Linked DNA regions of Homo sapiens: all the other regions are linked to region 3. The links are chromatin loops, found by intact Hi-C in ENCODE. Cell type or tissue: OCI-LY7. All regions are shown on one strand. Each heading gives the region's core, and the rest is flanking DNA. Links, peaks and the distances in the headings are about the cores only. Region 1 overlaps HS6ST1 (heparan sulfate 6-O-sulfotransferase 1). Region 2 has its middle 440 kb from the start of HS6ST1. Region 3 overlaps LOC105373611 (a long non-coding RNA gene).

Region 1 (10,111 bases), core at 2,146-7,145, 200 kb before region 3:
ACTTGTAAGGAAAAAAGGAATTCTTGTTCCAGAATGTTTCTGAGTCACCACTGGCGCCAAAGCATGAGCTACTGCTGGGGATGTGTGTATATGAGCGTGAGCGTGCGTGTGTGGGAGAGCGTGCGTGCTTTGTCAGCCCCTGGTCAACCCTGGGAGTTCTCCAGCCTCTCACCCTCAGGGGTACATGTGTGCTGGTTTGAAGCCTGCAGCTGATCCTGCCCGCTGGGCCCAGCCTCCATGGGGTCCCCGGCACTCATGGACATCGGGCAGCATGTGTTCCTGGGCCCCACTGGCTCACGCAGGCATCACGGCTGCCAGACAGTCAGGGACACCATGCTGGCCGGTGTCTCCCTAGTGGGAACAGCTCAGAGGCTCCAGCTTGGCCTGAGGGGAGGGAAGGCAGAGGACTGGGCTCTCCATGGTGCCGCCAGCTCCTCTCCCTGGATAAAGTCATGCCCCAATGAGAAGACATTCCCGCCAGAGCCCTGAAGCCAGTCCCATCCCTCAGGACACCCTGAGGCAGTAGGTGTCACTGCTCAGTGTGACCAGAGTGGAGGCTGTGCATGGGGACTTCTGGCCAGGTGCTGTGCTCCAAGCTGGCGCTGCTGCCTCAGGGAGTCTGAGAGGTGTAACTAGGGGAGGATACCTGGTCTCAGGCCCCATGACTCACTGGCCGCCTGCTAAACTGGGGACCTTGAGGTCAAAGAATGCCATGGGCAGCACACATGGGTCAGGCTGAGCTGGAGCTGTGCAGCCAAGGCTGGCGTGCATGTGTGTCTGCATGTTTACTGATGTGTACGTGGTGTGTTCACATGTGGGAGTGCATGTGTGGGACTCTCTCACTAAGCATCCAGCTGAAGACACTCCCATCTGATCCACTCCCTCCCAGCCCCAGCCCTGTGACCATCTGCAGCTCCTCTAGGTGTAGGGCTAACGGTTCCCCAAGGGTGGACCCAGTCCTCTCTTGGGGCCCAGGAATAGCTCTGCACGCAGGTGCTGGTGACTGAGTGGCTCCTTGACATGGTGGCTCCCTCCCAAACCCCCTGCTACTCCTGTGCCTGGTGGCTGGCTCCCCTCCCCTCACTCCCTCAAGCTGCACTTGGGATGCTCCCCACCAAGCCCCTGCCACCACGGGGCTTCAAGGCATTTCCTGATTCAGGCCCAGCCCTTGAGGCTAGGTCTCCCATTGTGGCTAGGTCTTCCATTCCAACGGCTCTGTGGTGGGGCCTCTTCCGCAACGGCCCCCATCTGAGTCCACCCTCCCAAGGCCTCTTTTGGGAAGACAGCCGGCCAGTTCCCTGCTCTGTACAGGGCAAGGCCTGGCCTCTCAGCTGCTCCAGCCTCTTCTCCCCCGACGGCCTGCCCTTGAGGTCCTTGCTCACGGCATCTTCTGCCTGCAACGCCCTCCTGTCCTCACCCCTCCCTGTGTGTTCCTCCAAAGTGCTGACCACATGTTTCTCTGGTCCCCCACAGTCTAAACCCCAGGAGCCAGGCCCACACATCCGACCTGCTGCCCATTCCCAGGAGGAAATGCCAGGCTTTTCTGGGGCCTGGGCCTGCCCCACCCCTGATGCCCAAGGGCGAGGCACACAGCCAGGACACCTCCACTCTCGACGTTCTCTGAAAGGATGCCCCAAGATGCAGACCAAACATGCAGCCAAGAGGTGCTTTGCAGCATCACAGAGGACAGTAAAGGCAGGGCCAGGAGGGCATGTGAAGTGCTCAGGGACACGGGGCCATGCAGAGGAGCTGGGAGCAGGCTGACCCTGACCCTAACAGCACAACACCCATGGGGCCACCCTGAGGGCTGAGGACAGCTCTATGTAGTGCCTCTGTGCTTGAGAACAAGTTCTAGAATCAGCATGCATTACTGTTACAGTAAGAACAAAACCGAAGAGAAGTACCTAAAACGTAGTTTCCAGATCTAGCACCCAATCATGCAAAACCCTGAGCTTAAAGTCCCACCTGCACACGCACCTGTCTGGGCCCAGATGCTCCTCCATACATGGTGGGGGGACACTGGCTGGCCAACCCCGTCAAGTGGGCACTTGCCACCTGTTGGCCAACATCCTTCTGCTTCATGACATCCAGGCTGCCTGCTAAAGGGGACATCTGGGAGGTGCCTAGAAATAAATGGCTGAGGCTCCCTTGGGAGAACGCTACTGCAGCCCAGTGTGGGTGCCCAGGTCCTCACCCAAAGGCCACTGTGGTGGCTACTTTTAGGTGTCAACTTCACTGGGTTAAAAGACACCAAGATTGCTGGTAAAGCTTTGTTTCTGGGTATGTCTGTGATTGGCATTTGAATGGGTGGATTGAGAAAAGAAGACTGACTTCTCCAGCGTGAGCAGAGATCTTCCAATCTACCGCACGCCTCAACAGAACAGGAAGGTGGAGGAAGGGTGAATCTCCTCTCTCTTCTGGAGCTGGGACACTCATCTTCTTGCCCTTGGACATCAGAACTCCAGGTTCTCGGGCCTTTGGGCTCTGGGACCTAACACCACAGCCCCCAGGTTCTCAGGCCTTTGGCCTTGGACTAAGCCTGCTCGCTGGCTTCCCTGGTTCTCCAGCTTGCAGATGGCAGATCTCGGGTCATCTTAGTCTCCCTAATTGCATAAGCCTATTCCCCCAATAAATCCTCTTTCACCTGTCTCTATATATCCTATAAGTTCTGTCCCTCTGGAGAACCCTAATATAGCTCCCCCTCCCCGACCCCTACGCTGGGGGATGCTGCCAGCCATGCTCGTCCTCTTGAAGTGTGTCCGAGCCTTTAGAAACTGGGTCTCCCTGTGTGGGTGCTCCCCAGGGACAGAGATGGTGCATGGTACAGGCCTGGTGAGAGGAGGGCCTCTAGCCCCTCAGGACCAGGACCACTGCCTGGGCACTAAGCTGTCTTTGGCTAAGGGGCAGGAGGACGAAACAAGTACCTGTCACAGACTGTAAGGCCCTGGCATCCCTCGGAGGCTGCCTTGCTAATGGACAGCTGCACAGGACTCCAGAAAGGTCCCTGGGTTGGCTGGTGACCTCTGCCCGTGGGTCCCCTCTCGGGAGAGCCCAGCACTGCAGCAATGCACACAGCCGCTGTAGTCAGATGCTGGCCAAAAACCCTCTGCCACTGGGAAGATATGGAGGCACCCATGTACCAGAGAACAGGGACAGTGACACTGTGTCCCATCAGAGTGCTCACAGCAGTGTCGCACAGCAGTGGCAGCCCTCACTGGGTCAGTGAGAGGACCCACCCTGGAGCACTCAGCATCTCATGACACTCAGGAATGGCTACCTTCCTCTCCTGCAGCTGGGCTGGGCTGCACTGGGGAGGGCGGGTGACTGAGCACCCACACACACTTGCAGGCCATCATCCCCTGGCTCTGTGGCAACCCATGGAACATGGTCCCCAGGGCCTTCCTGGTGGCCCAGGGCAGTGCCTGTGATCTGTGTGGAATGCACAGGGTCAGTGTCATGCAGGAGGCAGCTCCCTGCTATGAGGGCCTCCTAAGCTCTCCATTCTGGATTCTCCAGCCTTTGCTGGCCTGACCCATTGCCTGCCTGGGTCCCCATTTGACCCACTTGCTGAAGGATGGGGGTTTGCTCCTGTCCTGGAACAGCCACACCAATCCCAATACCTGCCTTTTACCCACTTGGCTGAAACCTGACACCCCTCTACTTTGTAAGAATGATGTTCTCTGCTGGGAACGTTGCCAGCCCAGCTTCCAGGAAAGCAGAGTAACAAACCCCTCCTTGCTGGGCCTGGCTTCCCGATGGGCCTGCTTGGACAGTTTTAAAGCATGACTTGGGAGGCCTGAACTTTTGCAGGGTTCAGGACGTGTGCCGACAAGCGGCCCTGCCTGGACTTGCGTGAGCTAAACCAACTGCTCAGACCTGCTCACCTTCCTGCCTGCCAGGAGGGAACAGAGGCAGAAGAGGAGGGGCCGAGCCCCTCCAACCGGGAGCCCTGGGGTCTGCAGTGGGCGGGAAGGAAGGAGGCTGTGGCAAGGGTTGGAGCCCGGCTGGCTGAGGCCCTTGTTCTCCAGGCAGAGCTGGAACCCACTCTCACTCTGGGGCCTACCTTCTCCCCGGCTTAGTGCCTGGGCAGAGCCTCTCCTTACGGGTGACATCACAACCCTCTCAACTCCCCCGGGAGACCATCTGCTCTGCCTGCCCTTGATCCTCTCAGGGGAGCTGAAGCATCACACCTGGTGACAGCTGCTTCCAGCAGGCCACTCATTCAGCTGGACCTTGAGGAGGGTGGGCCAGCAGTCCCTCAGGACCTGCCCAGGTTCCCTGCACCATCCTGGACTCCCTGGCGAGCCCACCTGCTCGCAGAGCAGCTGCGTTACCCTCCCAGAGGCAGGCACTGTGGCGGACATGAGCCACACGCCTGGCTCCCCCACTCTGGGGAGTGACCTGCCTGCGACTTGTCACTGGGAGGAGTTTGGGGGAAATCCTGCAGGCACAGGCCTGTGTGTGAATCCCAGCTCTGCCACCGGTGACCTTAGGTGATGAGTTATTTAGGCTCTTTGAGTCTCAGTTTACTCATCTGCAAAACAGCGCCCCTGACAGTGAGGCCTGAATGAGACTGTCACAGCCCCTCCCTGCTCCCAGACTGCACCCTCGGGACAGGAATGCCCTCCTTTGTGCCTCCGCTCCTCAGCAGGGCTAGCACGCTGGTGTCACTCCACAGGACAGTGCCTTCCCTGGCTTTCCCTCCATCAACTGTGGTCGGGCTGGAGGACGTGGCCGCGCCGCTGCGAAGATTTCTCTGCCAGGGAATGTGGACCAGGATTCCAGGGAGAACGCAGCTGCACGCTCCACAGCCTGGCTCCCTGCTCCAGGACGACACCCCCACCCCACCCTGGCCACGATGACGCAAACAGAAAACCTCAGTGCTTACAGATCCCGATCTCCCACGGTCACCAATGCTCTAGAGAGGTAAATATTTACACAGGAGCCTCTAAAGCTCATAACTCAGAGGGGAGATGCTCCCCCTGCCGCCTAGGGGCTGTAAACATTTGTTCCTGCAAGCCCTGCAGCAGAAGGCGCTTTCTAATTCTCAGGTGGATGGTGATGTGTAGGCCCTTCTGTCCCAAGCCAGTGGGGGCATGGCAGCAGGGGTACTGCAAATATGGGGCTGGGGTCACATGGGGTGGGGGCACATTCCAAGGCTGGGATGATGAGGGGGCTACCACCCCCATGCTCCTTTCTGAGGGGGTGCGAAAAGCTTTATCCATACAGCAGTGCCCCACAGGGACAGCCCTGGGTGCGCCCGCAGCAGACGGTGCCCAAGGGGCCTGGGGAGTGAGGGCAGGGCCAGGCACCAGGCTGGAGGCACAGACAGCAGTGTCGTCACTGTCATGGGGGGAGGCTGAGGCACAGGGCGTGGACATTCAGCTCTTTGGCCGGGCTTGGGGGGTGACACAGGCAGGCTTCCCTCTGGGAAACGCCCACCCAGATTTTCACTGGGAGTTGGGGTGGGGGGGTCCCTGTGACTTCAGAGCCGTGGGTTCCAGGCTCTGGTTTTAGGCGGTTTTAGTTGGGTTTCCTTCCAACTCAATCTCAAAGGGACTCCAACACATGCGGCAAAATCGCTGTGAGGGGCCCTGGCACGTGAGGAACTGTCTGCTTGTCTGGCCTTCCTGGGCTCAGGGCTGTGCAGGTGCCACCGTGGGCACTGCTGAGGATCTCCAGGGAAGGCCCTGGGGGGTGCACGCTGCAGGGAGGATGCTGGTCAGCTGCCATCTGTCCACCTGCTCACACTAACAAGCCCCCAGCTGAGCTCTCACCACCAGCAGGGTCCCATGGGGTTCAGAGGTCAGCAGGCATACCTCTTCTTGGCATGTGACTCAGCTGGAAGATGGGATGTACCTGGGCCAGCCTGGCCCTACCTGGTGCAGGCACCGGGATGCCACAGGCCCAAGTCCACACATGGAGAAATGATGAACAGGAGGAGAGAAGCGGGGAGCATGCTACCCATGGAACCTGGCACCAGGACACATAAAGAACGCTTACGAACCAATACGCGAAGCACAAACAACCCTGTAGGGGAAAACAGGCCAAAGACGTGAACAGGTCGGTGGAAGAGACCTCACTGACCGATAAACACATGGTAAGATGCTATCTCTCTGCCATGGGGAAACATGCACTAAGAGCACAGAGGTCCCATTTCCTGGCTCCTGGCCTGGCAGAAATGAGCCAAGAGTGCCCGCCCAAACAATCGGGAACCACGGGCACAGCATGGTGGTGAGGAGAACCTCCCTCTGACACACTCCTAGGGACACATAGGGACCATGAGCGAGCACCGTGGCCGCACCTGGACTGTGATGGCCAAAGTGAATTGCTCCCCGCAGCTGCATTAGAACCAAGCAGAGATCCGTCTGGACTACCTTGATGTTAAGTCCAGCAGTCAATGAATTAAACACGCATGTCAGGGACCAACAGGGATAAATCTCAAAACAAGGCTGAGTGAAGACGGCAAGTTGCAGAAGGTCAAGCAGAGTTTGATAAGGGTTCTGGAAAGTTAGTAACATCAAAACAGCACTGTGTATCATTTAAGGAATACACACATCTACAGCGAAAGCATAAACACAAGGGCAGGAAACATGTGAAACGCAGGACAGTGGTGCTGAGCGAGGCTGCAGGGAGGCAGGGGTGGGGTGGAGCACAGTGCATGGGGTCTTCACCTGCGAGCCGCACCCAGCTAAGCCTGCAGTGGGAACAGAGGTGAAACTCCACAAGGCTCCCCAGTTACACCCCTGGAGATACCATGTAGGGGGTGATAGCAGCTGGTGGGGTCTAGGGAAGGGAGGAACCACTGCATCCGAGGAACAAGGCCTGGGCCCTCAGCCAGGCGAGCCTCTGTGCAGGGCCAGCATCACGTGGCATCCACCCCTTCCTCCTCTTGACCCTGGGTTCCTCTTGGTTGGGTCTCGAGGTTCTCAGATGGCTGGGGGTGGGGTCAGGCTGCCACCCACAGGGTCTCACGACCTGGGCACCAGGACAGATGTGCACAGTCTCTACATCCTGGCTGCTGGCCAGAGAGGGCCAGAGCTTTCTGGAGATCCTGGTAGAGACAGCCTTTTGTCAAATGGGCACAGTCAGGAAGGCACTGGGTGGTCCCAAGGCCATAGCCCAAGGTGAGCAGGAGACCCCCACAGCCAAAACACAGCATGCTCCAGGTCATCACCTTGGAAGGCCAGTGATGACACTTGGTGATGTCCCAGATAACAGGACCCAACCTGCACAGACTTCAGCTGCTTTGAGGGAAGCTCCCTGCAAACCAACTAATTCATGGAGTGAGAACAAGAGCTGACTTCCTAGCTGGCTCTGGAGGTCTCTTCCCTGTCTCCAGGACAGATGGGTCAGATTCTAGCCTCTTATAGTACAGAGGCCACAGTGGAACTGTGGGTATAATTCCAACTGTCTACCTCCTGCACAGGCACTATGAGTATGCCCATTTTACAGATGGGGAACCTGAGCTGCAGAAGCCTGTGAGATGCAAAGCCAGGATTTGGCCCAGCTGGTCTGACTGCAAGCCTGGGGCCTCTCTTTTGCTCTGCTGACACCCCTGGTATGGTCCCGGGGTTTCCCAGCCCCGAGGTGGGTCTTGGCCAGCCTCACCTGCCCTCCTTGTTGCTGGGTTACCCATAGAACCTTCTGTCCTAGTTTGCTGTGGAGGGTGAAGGATAGTGTGGAGCTTACAGAGTGAACTCTCATCTCCTACCACTCCGTGAGGTGGGAAAAGAAAATGAGGTTGAATGTTCCCAACTTCTCCAGGCAGGAATGGGGCCAGAGCTAGAATGCAAACTGGGCTGGCCCCAGAGATGTCCACCTGATACAGCTTCTGAGCAGCGGCCTGGGCTGACCAGTGGAGAGCCCCTCCTAGGGAACAGCTGGGATCCTGGACAAGGACCAGGCCTGCCCCAGCAGGAGGCCCTGTCACAGGGAGATAACAGGCCCCTGCCCCTGCCCATGACCACCGGGGGCGGTCACCCACGGCCACTGACCTCTGTGGCCTTCAAAGCTTCGTAAACAATTAACTCCAGAGTTTCAATCTCTCCAGTTTGTATCTTTCCAGACAATTAGTGATTTGCTCTGATGGCCCTCCTGTTGGGCCTTTTAACGTTCTCTGTGTAAATAATCCTAGGCAGCTGTGCTGGTCACGTGTGGCCTTCAAAGGCAGGCCAGGTGCAGGCTGTCGGGAGCTGCCTCTCACTGAAGCCCTGGCCCCGCGGTCAGTCTCCCCATGGCACGCGGACAGCTGCTGACGGCTCGCTCTCCAGATGAGGAACTGGGCCTGCACTAGGCTGCAGAATGCTAAGGGGTTATGAGTGGCCATGGCTCCCATAAGACATGGACACAGTCCGTGGCTGAGGGATCATGCGGTCACCACGGTCACAGTTAATAAGTCACTGGTTCCTCTACAGAACCAAATGGCAGACTGCCACCCCCCTTTTAGAGATGGGAAGACTGAGGCTCAGACAGGTATCTATCTGGGCCCATGAGACCCACCGGCTCCAGCCACAAGGTAGGAGGGGCTGCCCAGGGCACTCCTCTCTTCCTTGGACTCCCAGCAGAGCTTTCCAGAAGCCCACCCAACACACAGCCCAGGGCCTGAGCAGGCAGCTGAATCCCTATGGATTCCCTGCCCTCCACCGCAGCCTCAGCGCCTGGTCTGCACAGAGAGGACCCAAGACCTCCCGAGGTGGCCCCGTGGAACTTGCGGCGTGTCACCCCCACAGGCATCCCCCCGCAGTGAGCTGGGCCCCAGCCCCAGCCCCAGACCACACGCTGTGTGAGTCAAGGAATCAAGGACCAACAGTGGGGTAGGTGTGAGGCCCCAAAGGTCCTGAGCCCTAGAGGGAGTTCAGGGCAGAGGCACCGCGGCAGCAGAAGGCCACAAGCTGGTGGGGACAGGTGCAAATCCTTAGCGCAGCTCCCAGCACCCACAGAGCTGGCTCAGGAGCAACTGGTGGCATGGAGGGGGAGAGCTGTCCTGGATGGTTTTTGCTCCATGGTCAAGGAAAACAGCCCCATCTTCACCACGGCTGGGGTAGGATGTGTGTGGTCTCTGGTGGCTGGACATCCTCCCTCTGCCCACCTGTGGATCCTAAATGTCCTCTAACAGCCTCCACCCTGGGTTGGGTGGTCTGGGATCAGCACTTGAACACTCCTGTGTGGGCGTGTACCTGCCATGTTTTTCCAAAACAACATCCCTTGCAAGCTGGGGACTTGGGACAATGCCCTATCAGGAAAGGGGCACTTTCAGGAAAGGAACAAAGAGATTAGGCCACAAGTCCCACAGTCAGAAAGCAACTGGCCTGCTTGCAGGGGCCCCTCTCCACTCATGCCGTCCCATCTCCACTGCCCCCCCTTGCTGTGAGTGGCGGGGTCTCGCATGATGTGTCTGAAACCCAACTGTGCTTTCTGAGTGCTGCTTCCACTCCACACCCCGCTCATCCTGCAAAACCCTGTGTGTGGGAGGCTTTTCCACTCCCTCAGGGCACTGCAGCCCACACCTCTGGCTACCACCAGCTCACTGTCATTTGGCTGGAGCAACCTCATCCCCTAGGTCTAGGACTATTTTTTTCAGCATAACATACCCCACCCAAACCCAAAACAGACAGCAAATCTTCACAGAGCCAACTGAGTTTCTGAGAAGGCAAGAACAGTCTTAAGAGATGAAAACCTTCTTGCAAACAAAATGTCACCTCACCTATAAATACTGCTGTGGAGTGGGCCTCAAGGAGAGGAGAGCAGGTGCCAGTGAGTGTCCAGGTGGCTGCAGAGAAGTGCCCGAAAAGTGCTGGCAGGGGATGGCCCGAGTCTGCCTCCCGCCTGAATCATGCAGCCCTTCCAGTGGGGCTCCCATCTGACTGGGCCCCACATGCTACCACTCAGTAACTGCTCCCCAGAGCTCGGCTTCTCATGCTCTTCCCGCCTCAAACCCAAAGACCCACCACACGCTACCACCAAGTGGGGATTGAGCCCAGTCCTGCTGCCTCCGTGATGCTTGAGGTCTGACCTAGAAACACCCCACAGTCTTTCATAGAGGGGGTATGCAGCCCCACAAAATGCCACATGGGATGGTGATGGCACCCAGAGAGGGAAGCTGAGGGGT
Region 2 (10,111 bases), core at 2,968-7,967, 250 kb after region 3:
CAAGTACACAGAATCAACCAGCTCCCCAGCCCTCCTGGTTGTGTGGTTTTCACCACGTGACTTTTGCAGCTCCCCAAACTGAGTAGGCAGAGTCGGTTCTCCCACGTGGCTCTGAATTGAACCCTCTTGGCTTCTTTGGTCAGTGGACACAGTAGAGGCCTGAGAAAGCCTGAGCTGGTTAGTTTCCTTGTCCTGCTGCTGCCACCTCTGCCTGTGCACATGCCTGGGAGGGTGCCTGGCTGCCTAGGGGCAGTGATTACTCCAGCCAGGCCACTAAGTCCACCTAGAGCCAGCCCTGGGCCGGGGCCCATGCCCCGCCTGACTACTCCACACACCCCAGGAAGAAATGCCTGCTGAGGGCTTGGTAATTGTTAGGCAGTATGATTCTGGAAATCACTGATTCATCAGCTTTCAAGGGCATTTGCTTGGAGGTCAAGAGTTGAACTTGAGCTCCAGCTTTTTTTTGGCTACTGACCTCTGGTCATGCCATCGCGGCCTCAGGACTCTGAGTTCCGTCCTCTGGGAGGCATCCCAGGGTGGGCCTAGAGGAGTTCATCAGCAGCTCTCAAGAGCAGGCTTTGTCGCTTGTGAGAAGGGAATCACAACCGTGAGAGTGGACCCAAGAGGGGAAGGTTCCCTCACCCCCCAGAACCCAAATCGCAATGTTAAAATACATCATCTGGCTTTTAAGTCTTTATTTCTTTATTCTTTTTTCTCAAATTGCATTGATTTGGTAAAAATGAAGCCTGTTCATGACAAGAAATGGAAATAATGCAGAAAGAGAGAGAGGGAAAAAATATACATGTTTTGAACTAACCTGGATTCAGCTGCTCTCCAATAACCACCCCTGCCCCAGGGGCCCTCACCTCAGCCATATAGACTACAAAAGGGTGCAAGCAGGGCTGAACAAAGAAATTCCCTTCAATAAAAAGGGGATTTGTGATACCTCCTATTTTCAATATAAAAGTATTTTATTACATTTTACTTCAATTTAAGAGAAGAAAATGAAGTGGTATTTAAATGAAAAGAATTGCTGATCTTCAAATAAATGTTGCTTTGCCACAAAAGATATTATTTTGTAAAAGAGCCCCTGCAAGGCTAACAAGATATGAAAAACACGAAGAAGTTGGAGCCTTCATGTTTTTAACTCACGTCTCAATTTCAGAAGGTCTTAATTATACTCGATTATAAAAGATGAGGAAATCAGCATTCTTAAACTTTCTCTTACTACTTCTCTTGATTTTTCTTGGTGATATATATAATACTGACTTTTCCAAGGTTAGGAGCATTTGCATTCTATTTTGTAACAATTATTCCCACTGGTTTTATCTTTTTTCTATATTTAAGTGGATTTGATACTCATGAGTCTTTTTTTATAACAGCTTTTACTCTCCTGGCAGGGTTTTTATTTTACTTTTTTTGTTTGCTTGGCTGCATTTCATCCCCAAGTCATTCTCCCTCTCCCCTCTCCCCTCTAAAGGTCCCGTAGACGTATTCCCGAGTTCCCGCCAGCCGTGACAGTCTGCCACCTATATAATCAAGGGGAAACTTGGCTGAGTAAACAGTTTTTTTTTCTTTTTCTTAGAACTTTTAAATCCACACTCCACTGTCCTTTTTTTTTCCTGCATTTTAAAAATGTTTTTCTTTATTGTGGTGAGACATGCATAACATAAAATGTAGGGTTTTAACCATTTGTCCCCTAGTTTAAATGTTGCCCCGGGCCTACCCTTTCCCTGTTCATATTAGTGGGTTGGCATTTTTTTTTTCTAAATGTCTCATGGTTGCAGCCTACTTTTTGGTATGTTTATCTGGGTATTTTTTTTTTTTTTTTTTTTTTTTTTGGGATGGAGTCTCAATCTGTCACCCAGGCTGGAGTGCAATGGCATGATCTCGGCTCACTGCAACCTCTGCCTCCCGGGTTCAAGCGATTCTTTTGCCTCAGCCTCCCGGGTAGCTGGGACTACAGGCGTGCGGTGCCACGCCTGGCTAATTTTTGTATTTTTAATAAAGACGGGGTTTCACCATGTTGGCCAGGCTGGTCTCAAACTCCTGACCTCGTGATCCATCCACCTCGGCCTCCCAAAGTGCTGGGATTACAGGGTGAGCCACCGCACCTGGCCTTATGTGTGACTGTTATTTCTGAACCCAGCTGGCTGGGTTCTTGAGTAAGACTTTCTGGCCCTCTGAATTTTCCCTCAATGTCATTGCTATTGCCCTCCGTCACTGCTCCAGAGCGGTGGGAGACGAAAGCACTGAGCCCAGGTGATCCACCCCTGCCCAGTCATTTCTTGGCCTGGCTTGACTAGCTGAATGCTTGAAGCACTCTTTGCTTATCCTTCCTGTTCATTACGTTAACCAGGAAACTTCCCATGGCCGTGGTTCTGTATTAACATTTTCTGAACAGCGTGCTCCTTTTGGATTGCTTTCAGTTCCTGTGTCTTTGTTAATGAAAATAATCGTGTATTTGCAAAGACATCCTGTCGCCTTCTGTGGGGTTTCCATGTTAGGGACATGTGTGTGTCAGGTCACGGCTCCCCGGGTCTGTTCTGCATTTCTGTTGTCCTTTCTCTGACTGCTGTCCTCTCTGGGTCCTTTCTCAGGCATTCACCGCCGCCATCTCCATCTCAAGCCTGTCTGCCTCTGTGTCAGGAACTCACTGGACATTTTGTCCCCTGTTGTTTTTGTTAATCTACTAGTTCTGTTAGGAATGTTGCTTTAGCACTCGATGTTTCTAAAGGTTCTCTTTTAAAGCTGTTCTCTCAATTTTAGTCTCATTCACGTTTCTATCCAGCCTTCCTCTGGAGTGAGGGACTCACAGAGTCACACTCTTCTCCAGGCCTTTGTGTGCCATGCGCCCCCCTCCTTTGCGTATTTTCCCTGGAATATGCGTGTCTCATCCCTGCGCAGTTGCTGTATCTCTCTCTCACCCTTAACTTCCCTTGCTCAAATATCATTGGGTGAATTTTCCTTGACAGCCTCCCTGCCCCGTTTGACATGATTGCCTTCCTCCGGGGCTCAGTTCCAGGCCTGCCTATTGTGTTTTATGCATCGGTGTTCTCCTTCCGTCTTGGAAGGAGTGGGAAGGAGAACATCCTCGGGATATCCAGTGGGAGGCCCTCAACCTGCTGGAGCCCAGATTTCTTCCTGTCTCTCCCAGAGCCAGAGGAAGCCAGCTGGGCTTCCTTCCTGTCTCTCAGGTTGATCTTTCTATTTTCCAGGGTGGCCCATTTACCTTGTAGTCACCACATTTGGGGGCATTGAGAGAATGCTTAGAACTTTTTTTTTTTTAACCTCCTTTGCCAGCTTGACCTCTGGTTGGTGGAGAAGAGTAAGCGCCATGCTGAGCTAGAATACTCTGATTTTTTTAACTTGGCCTCCTTGTCTGCAGCTCTAGGATGCAGTCCCTTTTCCCTTGCTTGGAGGCAGTTGGGAAGGTTTTTGCTGACTTTTGTCCTCATCTGTTGGAGAGAAGATTTGTGATCCAGCGTCACTCTCCTCGTATCATTATCCCATTTCATTTAACATCAAAGCCCTCACTAGTCAGAACTGGGCCGCACGCGTGTATATTTAGAAGTGCCTGACATCCTTCCAGGGCTGCATTCTCCTGCATTATCATATCAATTGGAGCCCTGCTCCTGTGCAGGTGAGGTGGGGCTGGGGGTTATCTTGCAAGATCAGAGACATAAGAACTTTATTTTGTGCTATATATAAAATCTCAGTTAGGAAATTAAATTCTGCACGGGGGAAAGATGTCAAGGTTGCTTTGATCACATGGAAAAGCAGCAGAGGCGCAGCAAGAGAGAGATAACCAAAGGAGGAAGCTTGCAGGCGCCTCCTCCCAGGCCAGCTGCAGGATGTGGGCAGGAGAGTCTGGGCTCTCAGTCCCGGTGGAGACAGGCCCTGTGTGCAGTGAGTGCTGCAGGAGATGGTCTGCTTACAAGCATGTGCTTCCTGTCATCAGTGCAAGCTGTTAAGTGTGAGAAAAAATGACCGGCAGTGAAGCAGAAACTCACTAAAAGTATTAATAGCCGGTGGCTGTCACCACTTGCTTGCTGTCCTTTACACCAACACTCCCCTAGCCCTCTCCCAAATGCCCAGGCTCATTTACTCCACTATGCAGGACCCCACAGGATGCTGCGGTGTGTTCCGCTTCTCCTCTGGTCTGAACTGTACCTGCACACAGGGCAAGTCCCAAGGGAACCAGAAGCCACCTGGAACAGGAAGCAAATAATAGCACCATCACCACCACCAGGATAGCTGACATCAATTACTGATTGTCTACTAGGAGTCAAGAACTGTGTTATTGTTTTACAGACATTATTTCCTATAAGTTGATCTCATAGTACAGATACAGAAATGGAAGAAAAAAAGATGTTAGGCTATGTATACACATCATATGGCTAGAAAATGCCAGAGAACTTTTTCCTAAGTTTGTTTCTGAAATGCAACATATATTAACTTTTTCCATCTCTTCACCTGACCCCCAAAGATAAAAAGACCTAGAAATCAATCCCACAGTCAGTCTGGGTGGAGTCCGTTTCCCTGTGACGGGAAAGCATATTAACGGGAAAGCATATTAAAGCTGAGGTCCTGCAATTCAACCCACATCCCTGACCCTCGGCCCTGGAGACTCTGGGGGGCAGTGAGCTGTGCACCCCAAAGAGACAGAGCTCCGGAGGCCGAGGCGGGCGGATCACGAGGTCAAGAGATCGAGACCATCCTGGCTAACACGGTGAAACCCCGTGTCTACTAAAAAATACAAAAAAAATTAGCCGGGCGTGGTGGCGGGCGCCTGTAATCCCAGCTACTGAGGAGGCTGAGGCAGGAGAATGGCGGGAACCCGGGAGGCGGAGCTTGCAGTGAGCCGAGATTGCTCCACTGCACTCCAGCCTGGGCGACAGAGAGAGACTCCGTCTCAAAAAAAAAAAAAAAAAGGAGACAGAGCTCCTCTGCTTCCAGCAAACCTCCCTTTTTCTCTCCAAAAATACACATGCATGCCTTTTTTCCTGCTTCCACTGCTGACTTAGTCATTTATTCATTCGGTCAATATTAACCGAGAGTCAAAAAGTCCCAGCCGCGCTCAGGATGCAGCAGAGAGAAAAGCGAAGACCCCTGCCCTCATGGAGCACGCCCTCTAGTGGGGAGAGACGGAAAACAACAAAGATAAATAAGGAGTATTCCAGGATTTATCATGGTTAAGTCTCAAGCAGAAAAATCAAGCAGGAAAATGGAAAAAGAGACTTCACATTGGCCTCTTGTCTGTCCTCACCCGGCAGCTTTCCCAGTGTCGAGGACCCCTCTGAAAACTTTTTTTCGGAACTGGCTGTTTAGGTTTCATATATACCCTGCTAGTGCCAGAAGATTTTAACCATCTCCGGGGCTGTGCCTTGTGTCGATTATGCATGACCATGGATAATCCAACAGCTCTGTGCCCCGGTAGGAGCTCCCTGGAAGAGTGTTGGCTGATGGTGTGACAGCAACTGTAACTCTGCATAAAAGTTGCAGGGGCTCCTTGCCTACGGAGGACGCATGGATGCCCCATCCTGTGGGCTGTGGGGAGAGAAGAGCAGGGACAGGAGAACTAGCATGTCCCACGGGACCACCTGCCAGGCAGTGGCGGTGGACGTGTTTTCTGAGACAAGCCTCACTCCCGTGGTTAAATAGGGGCTATCTACATTTTCAGAAACTCATAGACGTGAGGAGGTGCACCTGCCCGAGGTTCTAAAACTATGGAGCTGAAGACCTGAGATCCAAAGTCCAGCCTGCCTGATGTCATTCTTTGAGGCTCGAAAACAAAGTGAGTCATCTCTGAAATCAAATTACTTGAATTTGAGCAAATCTTATATATTAAAACTTGTGGCAATCACTGCATGATTTATTATAGGACTAGTAAATGAACCACAGCAACACCAAAAATAGAGATGAAAAAAGGGGCAAAAGAGTCATGCAGAAGATGGTTGGATACATTGAGATCTGGCATTGAGCTCCAATTATGCTGAACTGACAGCTGGGAGGTGTCCAGGCTGTCAGATGTGTTCTCTCCCACTCTCTAGTGTACAGCTGGGGCCCATGTGTGACACTTAGCAGGAGGCCCTTTTTCCAGTCCCTTCACAGAGATGGAATGACGCTGTCAGGAGGGCTGGGCAGCTGCTAGCACTGGATGGAGAGAGAAACGAGGAGAAACTTCCAGTTTATGGTGTGTGGGTGTGGTGTGGATGGGGCAGGTGCAGACCAATCTTTCTGAAAAACACTTGGTGATACATACGAAGAGCTTTAAAAAACTATCTTTTGGCCAGGTGCGGTGGCTCATGCTTATAGTCCCAGCACTTGGAAGGCTGAGGCTAGCAGATCACCTGAGGACAGGAGTTCAAGACCACCCTGGCCAACATCATGAAACCCCGTCCCTACTAAAAAAATACAAAAATTAGCCGGGCATGGTGGCACGCGCCTGTAATCCCAGCTACTCAGGAGGCTGAGGCAGGGAGAATTGCTCCAACCTGGGAGACAGAAGTTGCAGCGAGCCGAGATCGCGCCACTGCACTCCAGCCTGGGCAACAGAGTGAGACTCCATCTTAAAACAAAAACAAAAACAAAAAACAGCTGCCTTTTGATTGAGTAATTACTTTGGTAGGAATTTATCCTTAAGCTGTAATGAGGAATATGGATATTACATAAAGGAGTTTCTTGAAGCAGTATGAAGAATAGAAAAAGAATGGAAACAAACAGCCTGCCCATTGTTCAGGGATGGCGAGACACAACCACAAGTAGTGGATGATGCAGACATAAAAATGATGTGCATAAGGAATTTTTAATTTTGGGAAAATGCTTATAATATGCTGTGAAGTGAAAAAAAGAGGAGGACATGCAATTGAGTCACCTTCTCAGCAAAGCTTTCCCCCACCTCCCAGGCAAAGACATAGTCCCTTGCTCTTCTCTGTTAGTGCATATCACAATTGCAATTAATTCTACTGAATTAATTATGTGCACAAGCATCCATCTCAAATCTGTCTTGCATTAGAACGAACGCCTCAGGAGGATAGCCATCAAGTCTACTGTGTTCAGCGATTAATCCCCAGGACCAAGAACAGCACCTGGCACACGGAAGTCACTCAATAAACATATGAGGCAATAACATGGACCCAGGCAATATGCGGCTCTTTGTGCCTGGCTTCTTGCATTTAGCATAGTGCTTTCATGGTTCACCCATGTCATGTATCGGTACCTCCCTTCTCATTGCTAGATAATATTCCATTGCATGGAGATACCACATTTTGTAAAATCCATTCACTTGTTGATGGGCATTTGGGTTGCTTCCACTTTTTGGCTAGGATGAATAACGCTGCTATGAATATTTGTGTGTAAGTTTTTTGTGTGGACGTATGTTTTCATTTCTCTTGGACATATACCTAGGAGTAGAATTGCTGGGTCATATCACAACTCTCTGTTTAACTGAAGAATTGACAAACTGTTTTTAAAAGTGGTGTCACCATGTTGCATTTTCACCAGCAGTGAATGAGGGTTCAGATTTATCCACATCCACACCAGCACTTGTTCGTCTTTTTGACTTTAGCCATCCTAGTGAGTGCAAAGTGGTATCTCACTGTGCTTTTGATTTGTATTTCCACGATGAGTAATGATGCAGGACCTCTTTTCATGTGATTGTTGACAATTTGCATATCTTTTTTTTTTTCTTTTTTTGAGACAGAGTCTTGCTCTGTTACCCAGGCTGGAGTACAGTGGTCAGGATCTTGGCTCACTGCAACCTCCACCTCCTGGGTTCAAGTGATTGTCATGCCTCACCCTCCCCAGTAGCTGGGACTACAGGCACATACCACGACGCCTGGCTAATTTTTTTTTTTTGAGACAGAGTTTCGCTCCTGTTGCCCAGGCTGCGGTGCAATGGTGTGATTTCGGCTCACCACAACCTCCATCTCCTGGGTTCAAGTGATTCTCCTGCATCAGCCTCCTGAGCAGCTGGGATTATAGGCATGTACCTATAGCTACGCCTGGCGAATTTTGTATTTTTAGTAGAGACGGGATTTCTCCATTGTTGGTCAGGGTGGTCTTGAACTCCCAACCTCTCAGGTGATCTGCCTGCCTCACTCTCCCAGAGTGCTGGGATTACAGGCATGCGCCTATAGCCACACCTGGCTAATTTTGAAGTTTTAGTAGAGACGGGGTTTCTCCATTGTTGGTCAGGGTGGTCTTGAACTCCCGACCTCTCAGGTGATCTGCCTGCCTCACTCTCCCAGAGTGCTGGGATTACAGGCATGAGACACCATGCATGGCCAATTTTTTGTGTTTTTAGTAGAGACGGGGTTTTACCATATTGGTCAGGCTGGTCTCGAACTCCTGAGTTCAGGCAATCTGCCAGCCTCAGCCTCCCAAAGTGCTGGGATTACAGGCATGAGCCACTGCGTCAGGCCTCATTTGCATATCTTCTTTAGAGAACTATCTACTGGAATATAGTTCCCATTTTTAATGGGATTATTTGTCTTTTTAATGTAGAGTTGTAATAATTCTTTATATAGCCTGCATACAAGTTACTTATCAGATATATGGTTTGCAGATATTTTCTCCCATTCTATAGGCTGTCTTTTGTCTTTTTAATGATGGCCTTTGAAGCTCAAAAACATTTAATTTTGATAAAATGCAATTTATTTATTTATTTATTTATTTATTGCTTGTGCTATTGGTGTTTTATCTAGGAACCAATGCTTAACACAAGGTAAGCAATATTTACTCCTGTGCTTTCTCCTAGAGAGTTTGTTAGTTTCTGCTCTTACATTTAGGCCTATGATCCATTTTAAGGTAATTTTTATATATGGTGTGACGATATCCAGTTGTCCGAACACTATTTGCTGAGGAGACTATTCTTTCCCACTGAATGATCTTGGTACTCTTGGCAAAAATCAATTGACTTTAAAGTTGTGGGTTTATTTCTGGACTTGTAATTATATTCCATTACTCTGCCTGTTCATCTTTATGCCAGTACATTGTCCTGAGTAGTGTAGTTCTGTTGAAAAATATGAGTCATCCAACTTTGTTCTAGCTCAAAATGGTTTTGGTTATTATGGGTCCCTTGCATTTTCATATAAATTTTAGGACCAGCTTGTTTATTTTTGCAAATAGTGAATTGGGAATTTGACAGAGATTGTATTGAATCTGAAAATCAATTTGGAGAAAATTGCTATCTTAATAATATTATCTTCCAATTCATGAACATGGGAGTCTTTCCATTTATTTAGATTTTCTTTAATTTCTATTATAATATTTTGTAGTTTTGATGTACACATCTTATATTGAACTGTGTTCTTAAGTATTTTATTCTTTTTGATATTATTATTAATGTGATTATTTTATTTTCATATTGTTCAATACTAGTGTATAGAAATACGACTGATTATTTTAAGTTTATTTTGTAGCTTGCCCTATGGCTAAACTCATTTATTAGTTTTAATACATTTTTTTTTGTGTGCACGTGGTTACCTTAGGCTTCCCATATAAAAGATCACATCATCTGCAAATAGAAGACCTTTTACTTTCTTTCCAATCTGTATGACTTTTTTTTTTCTCTTGTCTTGGCTAGAAGCTACAGTACAATGCTGAATAGAATTAATAAAAGACATCTTTGTCTTGTTTCTAATCTTAGGGGTAAAGTATCCAGTGTTTTACCATTAAGTGTAATATTAGCTGTAGGTTTTTCTTTCTTTCTTTTTTTTTTACCATCGTGGCATTTTTTTGCTTTCTTCAACCTTTATTTTAAGTTCAGGGGTACATGTGCAGGATGTGCAGGTTTGTTACACAGGTAAATTTCTGCCATGGCGGTTTGCTGCACAGATCATCCTATCATCTAGCTATTTTTCCTGATGCACTCCCTCCCCTGACCCTTTCCCGCCATCTGACAGGCCCCAGTGTGTGTTGTTCCTCTCAATGTGTCCATGTACTCTCATCATTCAGCTCCCACTTATAAGTGAGAACATGTGGTGTTTGCTTTTCTGTTCCTGCATGACTTTTCTGAGGATAATGTCTTCCACTCCATCCATATCCCTGCAAAGGACATGATCTCATTCCTTTGTATGGCTGTATAGTATTCCATGGTGTATATGCG
Region 3 (10,111 bases), core at 2,332-7,331:
GAGCCTGTCTTGTCAGGGGGCCTCTGAGCCTTCGCCACAGCCTACAAAGCATCTTTGCTCTACTGCCAGAAATGGGAAGCCCAGAATCTTCTCTCCTCATGCCTGCTATGCCTCTTGGCATCCTGGCTGGGCCTGGCCCTGCAAACTGTGCAGGAGGCTGTTTGCCTGTGTGCACCCCCTCCTGAGACCTTCCCCCTCCAGTCACCCCCCTGGGACCAGAGCCTTCAGGAGGTAGGAGGCGTGGGCAATTTGGAGCATCCCCACTCTGGCGGTGGGCTGTGTAGACAGAATACGGTTGTGTCTCAGCTTGGATGCTGAACAGCTGGGTGACCGAGCCTGTCACTTCACCTCTCTGGGGATCTGTGCTCGTCTGTGACAGGTGGTGACAGGTGGGAGGCAGGATGGTTGTCAGGTTCAGCAAAGGACCTCATGGTGTGCTCTGAGCACGGTGCTTGCTCATAGCTTGTAGCAGGGATTACCTCCATTCAGACCAACAGCAATACCACTGCCAGGCTCAGATTTTCTGGGAGCTCAGTGGTTTAAGGAACTTCTTTCAAGGTAGTAGTTTCCTTCTGTGTATGTGGGTGGCAGCTGCTTCCTTGGTCTCTCAATAATCCAGCTCAGTTTGAAATGGTGGTGAAAACCTTACGCCTCAGCCCAGGCAGGGGCTCAGCACCTCTCCCAGGGCCAGCACAATCCCACTTTATGATTCTTGGAAATTCCTCTCTGAGAAAAGGCAAAATTAATTGACCCTTGGGATGCCCTTGGCAGTGCTGGATTACATTTCAGCCCATCTGTGCAGGGGCCCAATATTCCAACTGGAAACTACAGCCTATCCTGAATGTGATCTTGACAAATAGGAAAGGGAAGTGGATTCTAGATAGGATTTCCGATTCACACAATTACAGTGAGCCATGGCTTTGGCTCCTGGCTGGGAAGACAATCAATTAGTTGCAGACTAACATGGGAGAGATTACACCCTGCATCTCTGAGCTTGGCCCTGCTGCAACCTGTGCATGGAGAGTGCAATTGCATCATATTTCCAAGACAGTTGTGACAGGGATTCGATTCTACTGTAGAGTGACGGCAAACACCTGCCAACACCCTTTCTCAGCCCCTATGACACTGGCAAGGATGCTGTGTCCTTAGGCCCTGCAATCAGCAGAGGAAGCACCAATAGCCAGGACACCACTCCACATCTTTAACCAGCAAGGGGACTTTCTACCTCTATGAGAGCAAGAGTTCAACAAAATGTAGCCAATGCCTGTAGGTGATGCCATCCACACAAGTGACCTGGGGCCTCCAGCTTGACCTACAGCTGTCCAGGGCCCTACTTGTGTTATCCCCACCCCTGAAGGCTTAGTCAGCAATCTTTGCCTTTTATTAAAGGGTGGTTTGAAAGGAAGAACTGCAGCTCTCCCTACCCATTTCTTGCACAGTGTTAGATATTTTAAAAGCATTTTCCTTTGATCTTTCCAGCAATAAGCACCTTTGAGCTAGGTTAAAGATTTCAGCTTTGGAAGATGGGCAAGCTGGGACTCAGCAATGTTAAGAGCTTTTCAATTCAGTAAGTATTCCACCTGCCAGCTACTGCCCTAGGCACTGGGCAGAATAACACAAATCCCTGCCCTTGTAGAGCTTCGGTCTAGTAGGGAGGAGACACATTATCAACTATGGGCATTCTATAGTATGTTAGGAGGAGTTCATGTTTGAGAAATCCCAGCAGAGTAGGTGAGATTAGGGATTCTGGGTTGGGCAAGGGCTGGAGGCAGCTTGCAATTTTGTATAAGTAGTCAGAGCAAGCCTCCAAGCCAAGGTGATGTTAAGCAAAGGTTTGCAGGAGGCGAGGGAGTTAGCCATGGGGTTATCTGGGGGAAGAATGTTCCAGGCAGAGGGAACAACCCTGCAAAAGCCCCAAGATGGGCCATGCCTGAGTGCTCCAGGAAGAGCCAGGAGCCCAGCGTGGTTGGAACAGAGCGCTTGCAGGAAGAGCTGTAGCGGGGGCAAGGGAAGCCATGCTGTGGGGGGCTTTGAAGTCACCATGAAGACTTAGGCTTTTCCTCCAAAATGGGAGCCAGGGAGGGTTGGAGCAGAGGAGCATTATAATCAGGACTTTATTTTAAAAAGGTCACATGACTGCTGTGTATGGAGGCAAGGGTGGGGCAGGTAGAATCCTTGGGTGGCTACTACAATAATCCAGGTGAGAGGTGGTGGTAGCTCATGCCAGGGCCTTAGCAGTGGAGGGATGTGGCCAGATTCTGGATATATTTTGCATAGTGAGCTCTCAAGATTTTCTGATCCATTAGAGCAGATGAGTCAACCATGACCTTAAAGGTTTTGACCTGAGTGATGGGAAGGATGGAGTGGAGTCAGGCAAGGTTCAGGCCAAGTGGGTGGGGGAAGATTGAGGAGCTGAAGTCCTGGGTGGTTGAGTTTGAGATGCCCATTTGATATCTACGCTGGACTTTTGAGTAGGTGATAGACCAGGATTACCTGAGCATATTAGGAGCAGCTGGTAGGGGAATTAGGATTTCTCTGATCTCTCTGTCCAAGCCTCTCTCTGCTACTCCATGGTGATTTTCTCTCTTCCAGTGGTTTTGAAAACTAGATAGTAGAAAGCAATTTATGTCACAAATGTCATATTTGCTTTAGGATTTGAAAGCTAGAATTTCCCCAATTCCAGGGGCCTTTTCCTTAAATGCCTTGGTGGAGCTGGCAGTTCCCCCCGGTGGTGCACAAACCTTCGTGCAAATATCCATTTGGCATGTTCTGTGCAGGGATATGGGTGATCATGCCTCTTTCTCTCCCTTCAGAATGTGAGGTCCTAAAGGGAGGGCTGGCTCACTCATCTCTGGGCTTCCCATCAGGGCTCTTGGGGTGACCTATACCTGGAGAAGTTAGTGTGAGGCTGAGGTACACCAGGGCCTCCCAGGGACACCTGCCTTTACTGGGGAGTCTTGGACATCTTTTCCTATGGCTCTCCTTCTTTTGGTTTTCCTCTTTTTATGAATTGCTCATTCACAGTGTTTACCCATTGAAAAAATTGGGTTGTTTGTCTTTTTCTTTTTGATTTGTGGGAATTCTTTATATATGTTGTCTACTAACTGTGTGTTATTAAGCAGCAAATATCTTCTCTCAGTATGAGCTTGTGTTTTTATTTTGTTTTTGATATCTTTCATTCATAGAATTTACAAATTTTGGCTCTGCATGGTGGCTCATGCCTGTAATCCCAGCACTTTGGGAGGCCAAGGCAGGCAGATCACTTGAGGTTAGGAGTTGGGAGATCAGCCTGGCCAACATGTGAAACCCCATCTCTAATAAAAATACAAAAATTAGCTGGGCCTGGTGGCACGCACCTGTAGTCCTAGCTACTTGGGAGGCTGAGGCAGGAGAATCCCTTGAACCTGGGAGATTGCAGTGAGCCGAGATCATGTCACTGCACTCCAGCCTGGGCAACAGAGTGAGACCCTGTCTCAAAACAAAACAAAACAAAACACAAACAAAAAACAAAAAAAGAACTTACAAATTTTACTGTAGTCAAGTTCATTAACCTTTTCCTTTATGACTTGTCCTTTTTGTGTTCCTCAAGAAATCCTTCTTCGTAGCCAGACCATAAAAGATGCTTACCCATATTTTTTCCTAAAGGTTTTACTTTTCATGTTTAGATTTTTATTTTAGTGCGAACTGATTTTTGTATGTGGTACAAAATGAAGATCTGCTTTTATATTTTCCTTTATGGAAACATCTGTCTCCACTATTTTATTTTTATTTTGTTAATTATTTTTTATTGTTATATAGATATAAATTAGGGCTTGCTACGTTGCTCAGGCAGGTCTCGAACTCCTGCCTCAAGAGATCCTCCTGCTTCACCTCAGGATTGCAGCCTGGAGCCACCGTGCTGCCCAGTCCTCACTATTTTTAATGCCAGCTCACACATTGTTTCCACATATGTGTGGATATGTTTCTGGGCTTTTTATTCTGTTCCCCCTTCCTATTTGATGGTTCCTGGGTCAATACCACACTGCTTTAATGATTATAGCTTTATTATAACTTCTGATATTTAATGGGATAAATATTCCTATCCACTTCTTTTTATTAAAAATTTTGCTGGTATTCTTGGCCCTTTGTTTCTCAGATATTTTTCAAAATCATCACTTTGTCAAGTGCCATGAAATAGGCTGTTGAATTTTTATTTGAATTGCATTTAATTTATAGCATAATTTTGGAAGAACCAATATCTTTATGATGCTAAATCTCAAGAGGATGGTAAAACTACCTATGTATTTACATTTATTTTAAATTTTTTCAATGATTTCTTAGAACTTTTTCTATAAAGGCATGGCTGCACTTGTGCAAATTGTGTATCTCAGTCTAGTGATGCCCCCTGGAGTTGTGCAGTGTACAAAGTTCATGGCTGCACAGGGCAACAACGTGTACAAGTCTTGTACAAATTTCTTAACTTTATTCCTAAGTACTTATAATTTATATTGTTATTGGAAGTCGTACTTTCAAAAATTTTCATTTTAAAATGTAATGTTGCTGGCATGAGTGCACACACACACACACACCATCATCATCATCTTATATCCAGTGAACTTGCTAGACTCTTTTCTTTTAGATTTTTTTTTTGTGCATAAATCACATTATCTGCAAATAATAAAATACGTTTTTCTCTTTCTAATCCTTTTACTTTCTTTTCCCATTGCACTGGCTAAGACCTCGAGCACAATAGTAAATGAAGTAGTTATAGAGGATACTTTTGTCTTTGACTTCAAATAAGTTATGCTAGTGCTAAGTATGATTTTTTCACTGGATTTCGAGACACAGACTTTATCGAGTTAAAGAAGTTTGCTCTTATTCCTAGTACGTGAAGAGGTCTTTTCATTAAATTTCAAAAGTCTATTTATAGGGAAATAATAATAATAATTATTATTAAGCAGTAGCTGGGATTACAGGCACCTGCCACCACACCCAGCTAATATTTTTATTTTTAGTAGAGATGGGGTTTCACCATGTTGGCCAGGCTGGTCTCAGACTCCTGACCTCAAGTGATCCAACCGCCTTGACCTCCCAAAGTACTGGGATTACAGGTGTGAGCCATTGTGCCCAGCTGGAAATTATTATTTCATTCCCTTTCTTTAATTTTAACAATTGCAGTGGTGAATTGCATCAATATATTTTCTAATAGTAAATCAATCTTGCTTTCCTGGGAGCAACTTGATCATGATATATTTTTGTATTTATTCATCACTGGACTTGGTTTGCTAATAATTTATTTATGATATAGGTATCTATGTTCATGAGTATAATTGGCCCATAATTTTCCCTGTTTGTATAGTATTATCCTTGTTTAGTTTTGCTCTCACAGTTACTCTAGACTTCTAGTGAGCTAACGTTCTATCTACGCATTGGAATAGTTTGTATAATGAAATTATTTATTCCTTGACTGCTTTTTAGAACTCACCCTAAAGCCATCTGGCATCTGGGCTTGATTTCAATCTCTCTGTCTCTGTCTCTCTCTATAGATTTTTTAAGCTCAAGCAATCCTCTCGCCTCAGCCTCCCGAGTAGCTGGGACTACATGCATACACCATCATGCCTGGAAAATTTTTAAACATTTTTTGTAAAGATGGGTTCTTGTTATGTTGCCCAGGCTGGTCTTGATCTCCTGGCTCCAAGCAATGCTTCCATCTCAGCATCCCAAAGTGCTGGAAGTACAGGCATGAGCCACTGTACTCAGTCTGTTTTACATTTTTATTGAGTGGCTGCCATGAGCTGACTTTTTAAAAAATTAAGAACACAACAAGAAATATTTTCAAAGAAAGGAAATATATCCTCTCCCAAACTCGAGTAAGCCTTATGCTTTGATGACTCACAGCCCTGGGTCCCAAGGTTACTGCATCTTCTAGTTCTGGTTTCTTCAGCTCAAGGAACACTTACTTGCATCTGGGGCTCTTCAAGAATTCTCTGGCTGAGAGGACTCTTGGCAATGGTGTATGTTGGGCCTGGTTCATCTGTGTGCCAGGAGGGAGACTGAACCTCAGCATGCATGCCAGGAATTTTAGGGCAGGGATCCCCAATTTCCTCCTTTCCTGCATCATCATTTTCCCCCTTGCTATCGGCTCATTCCCACCACATGCCAATGTGCTGCAGTTTCTCCTGTCTGGGAAACAGCCTTCTCTGATGCTGCCTCCTCCTCCAGACACTGCCAGGCATGGGGCATATTTGGAGCTGGAGCTGGCAGGGTGGCAGGTGGGTTGGTTGCCTTATAGAGAATGGTGTTGTGGCTGTCATTGGGACATTTTGTGTTTCCTCTTTGCTCTTTCGGGATCTGCAGGCTGCTCCAGGTGAAGCTGGAGTTCCTGAGCTGCGGGCAGGGGTGGAAAGGATCACAGCAGGGAAGGCCCAGGCTCTTCAGGCCATTTATTGCCCATGAAAGACTCAGGGGAGCCTGGAGCGTGTTCTCACCTGGTCTCCAGATAGGACCTGCCTTCCCTGCTGCCGCCAAGACCTCTGGGGCCTGTGGGAAGTGGGGCTCACCTCCCAGGCACAGTGTTACCTCCTGGACCCAGAGGAGGTGTGTATTAGGCTGTTCTTGCATTGCTATAAAGAAATACCAGAGACTGGGTAATTTATCAAGAAAAGAAGTCAGATTGGCTCATGGTGCTCTAGGCCATACAGGAAGCATGGCAGCGTCAGCTTCTGGGGAGGCCTCAGGAAGCTTCCAGTCATGGTGCGAGGCAAAAGGAGGGCAGCCATGTTACAAAGCAGAGTGGGAGCAAGTGAGAGGGTGTGTGTGAGGTGCCTCACACTTTACACAACCAGATCGTGGGAGAACTCACTCATTATCTTGAGGGCAGCACTAAGGGAACGGTGCTAAACCACTCGTGAGAATCCATCCCCATGATCCAATCACCTCCCACCAGGCCCCACCTCCACCGTGGGGATTGCAATTCAACTTGAGATGTGGGCAGGGACAACTATCCAACTCTATCAAGGTGGTGATGCAGCCTAGGGGGCCCTTCTGGGTCACTCCTTGGGCTTGGAGAGACTGAGCCATTGAGGGACGTCAAGTCCTAGATAATCTAGGATTGGCAGAGCAGGAAGGAGAGAGACTCAATGATGTTGACTTCCAGGGGCAGGTAGATGGGCCCTTACCACAGGCCATGGACAGCTGCTGTTCTGCTGACTGGCTGCGGCTCCGGGTTAGTCCCTGCCTTGTCAGCACCAAGGCTCCAGGCGTCTCCAGAGAGCCAGGGTTCGCTCCTGTTCCCCCGGTCAATAGGGCTCAGAAAGCCCAGGCCTCAGGCCCCCTTCTGAGCTGGGGGTGGTACGCGGCAGGGACACTTTCCCAGACCCTGCCTGACCTCCCTATCACTGCAGTGTGGTCTCCTGGGCCTCACCTCCCTCCCTTGTCCCACAGAGATACCTCCTGCAAGAAGCCAGAAGAGCAAAGAAGGCCGTGTGTGTAAAGAGCCCAGTGCTGGTAAGCACTTGTAAGCATGGCTCCCAATCCTGTGCCTCTGCCTGAGATGGTGGTGAGGCCGGCCCTGGGCCTCGGTTTAATCATTTGCTAATCACAGTGAATAATTCAGGTTCTCTTAACCTCCCAGGACTACTGAGAGAAACACATGGAAAAGTGAAAAATGCGTAATCCAGACCCAGGGCCAGCTTGGCCCCCAACCAAGGCATTTCTCCTCTGCCACCTGCTAAGCCCTGGGATCCACTGCCCTCTTTACTGGGATGACTGCCTTTGGCTGTTAAGGGCTGGCACTTGAGTCGCCTCCCCCTGAGGAGCTCCCAGCCCATCTGCTCCAGACAGGACTGGCACAGGCTCTCCCCTGTCGCTGCAGCCTCATGCCCCCGCCACCCCAAAGCTTATCATGTTCTTCTTTGCCTCCTTATCTGTCCTCCTGGGCAAGAATGAGGTCTAATTCAGGCCTGAATCCTTGGATTCAGCAAGAATTTTTAAACAAATGGATGCACAAATAGCTGGGTGAGAGCCAGTGAGCTGTGAGCAGAGCCCAGCTCAGGGAGGGGCAGTGGAGCCACACTCAGGGCTGGCAGGCCCTCACTGGGTGTGAAGATGCCCTGGGTTTCCAAGTTTCCAATCACGCTGGTGTTTAGCCAAGGGCGACCCCAAAAGAAGCCCCAGCCCTGAAGAAAGATGGGTCCTGAGGCCACACTCAACATCCCTGCCCTGCACTGGGCTCCTCTCTTGGGTATCCTCTTTCTAAGCAGCAACATCTGGCATGGACTGAAAGTTGAATTGTGAAAATGAAAATGCCTCTCTATTGGTTTTATGATCATCCCTTGTGTAAGTCACATTACGAGAGCTGCTTTTGGCGTGGTCTCTAATTCCTCACCACTTCTTTGTCTTGCATCCTGCTCCATGGCCTTCCTCCCAAGCCATTCTACCGATGACCCTGGCCTTGAACCCTCACATTGTCAAATCCACACTCCCCACTCCCTCAGCAGCATCACCCTGGGTGACGACACACGTAGCCTTCCTAAGGCCTTTGTGACCCCATTCTGTGTGGCTTACCCCTTCCTTCTCAGACTCGGTGAGACTTGTTCCATCTTCCCAAGGTTCCCGAACTCTGTGGGCCCTCGTCTTATCTCCCCGGCCAGCCCATCCATCACGTGACCTCCAGCACTGTGGCCTGTGTGTGCCAGGCCCTCCAAGGAGCTCAGGTACTACCTGATCCCATGACTTGGATGTCCAAGAAATCTCTCAAACTTGACGTGCCCCAAACTTAATCACTAATTTTTCCCTTGAAATCTGTTCTCTCCCAGTCTTTCTCAAGTCTGTGTGAGCCACCTCTGTCCACCCAGTTTCTCAATGATGAATCTTAGAAATTGTCCTGCTTCCTCTTATTCCCTCACTCTCTGCATCCAGCTCATCAGCAAGTCCCACTGGTTCTGCTTTCACATGTACCCCCAATCTGTCCACGTCTCCCTACTTATTGCCTGGGTCCCCCATGAGATGTAAGCTCCCTTAAGTGCAGGGACTTTGTTTTGCTCACTATTATGGATCGGACCCAGGACCTGGCCAAGTGCCCACTGCCAGTGAGTTCTAAGTTCCCCGTTGTTGAATGAATGACCGAGTTTCATTTCCTCTAGCAAGGAGCCCTGCAGAGTGGGACTGGGCCCCACTTCCTCTTGGGGTGAGTTATGTCTAAACTAAATGGTGCCCTTCCCTTCCCTTGCCTTCCCTGTCTCAGCACAGGGCACCCCACACCCAGGATTTCTTCTCAGCCCAGTCCCCTCCTTCCATACTCATCTCCTGTGTGGGTCACCTGCCTCTGGTTTCTCGGCTCTACCAGCTTTTTCCATCTCTGCTGACATTGCCCTGGTCCCCATGTGTCATTTCTCACCTGAATAGATTACTTTGCTTCTCTAATCCCCTCTCCACAAAGCAGGGTTTATGTGATCTTTTCAAAACTCAAATCGGATCACGTCACTTTCCTACTTAGAACTCTTCAATCTTCTCCTGAGGCCTGATGGTAAAATCCCACATCAGACACGGCACTGCTTACTGTGCTCTCAAGACACCCCCTGTGTCTCCCACCTCCACCCCTGCTTGGCTGGCTCACGTCAGTCTCACCTTGCTGGGCCCTCAGACCAGCTAGGGACCCACTGCTGCCCAGTCCCGGGGGAGCTGCTTCTCCGATGCCTGTGGCCGCGTTGAAGAGCTGTGCCTGTGATTTTGTTATTTGTTTGAGGTGCCGCCAGGCAGTCAGTCTCCTTGTATTCCAGTCCACGTAATTATCGATGCTTCCCAGGTTCTGCCCTTCAGCCTCGACCTCTCCCTGGGCCCTCGGCCTGGTTACCTGACTGTCCACTTGAGAGCTCAGCAGGGATGTCCAGCAGGTATCACAAATGGAACATTCCTGAACACCTGACTCCTGCTCCCTGCCCATGCCCAGCCACGTCTGCTCCTCCCACAGCCGGTGCCAGCCCAGGCACCCCAACATACCCCGTCCTCACACTTGTAGTCAGTTTTCACCTGCTGGTTCCACCTTTCAAACATACCCTGAGTCCCAGGGGCCTTCTAAGCACATTTGACACCCAGAGGTTATAACTTTTTCTTTTTCTTTTTTGTGAGATGG

What was found. Peaks named below come from ENCODE experiments on the same cell type or tissue, not always from the same donor. Only the 100,000 strongest peaks of a DNase experiment are listed, where the experiment ranks them.
Region 1: a loop joins it to region 3, with 2.6 times the contacts of the local background. A loop is called at or near these places in 1 of 110 quality-filtered maps.
Region 2: it touches region 3 in a loop (2.7-fold over the local background); 1 of 110 quality-filtered maps calls a loop at or near these places.

The regions. Positions count from the first base shown.
Region 1 is chr2:128,301,566-128,311,676 of GRCh38, forward strand. All of the region lies in intron 1 of HS6ST1 (heparan sulfate 6-O-sulfotransferase 1), which reads right to left. Among named protein-coding and RNA genes, the nearest start is that of HS6ST1, 12 kb to the right of the region's middle. RefSeq lists enhancers at 1-172, 1,707-1,786, 7,770-8,064, 8,531-9,511, 9,512-10,111 and a silencer at 7,770-8,064. In OCI-LY7, for the core only: no CTCF peak of the experiment used is centred there; a DNase peak (open chromatin) is centred at 4,146; H3K4me3 peaks cover 313 bases.
Region 2 is chr2:128,750,453-128,760,563 of GRCh38, forward strand. No RefSeq gene overlaps it. Among named protein-coding and RNA genes, the nearest start is that of HS6ST1, 440 kb to the left of the region's middle. RefSeq lists an enhancer at 4,138-4,337. In OCI-LY7, for the core only: CTCF peaks have their summits at 5,132 (motif pointing left) and 5,345; DNase peaks (open chromatin) are centred at 3,909, 4,189 and 5,109; H3K4me3 peaks cover 1,723 bases; H3K27ac peaks cover 3,328 bases.
Region 3 is chr2:128,504,973-128,515,083 of GRCh38, forward strand. The region is part of intron 1 of LOC105373611 (a long non-coding RNA gene); the gene reads left to right. Among named protein-coding and RNA genes, the nearest start is that of HS6ST1, 190 kb to the left of the region's middle. In OCI-LY7, for the core only: a CTCF peak has its summit at 4,335; no DNase peak of the experiment used is centred there.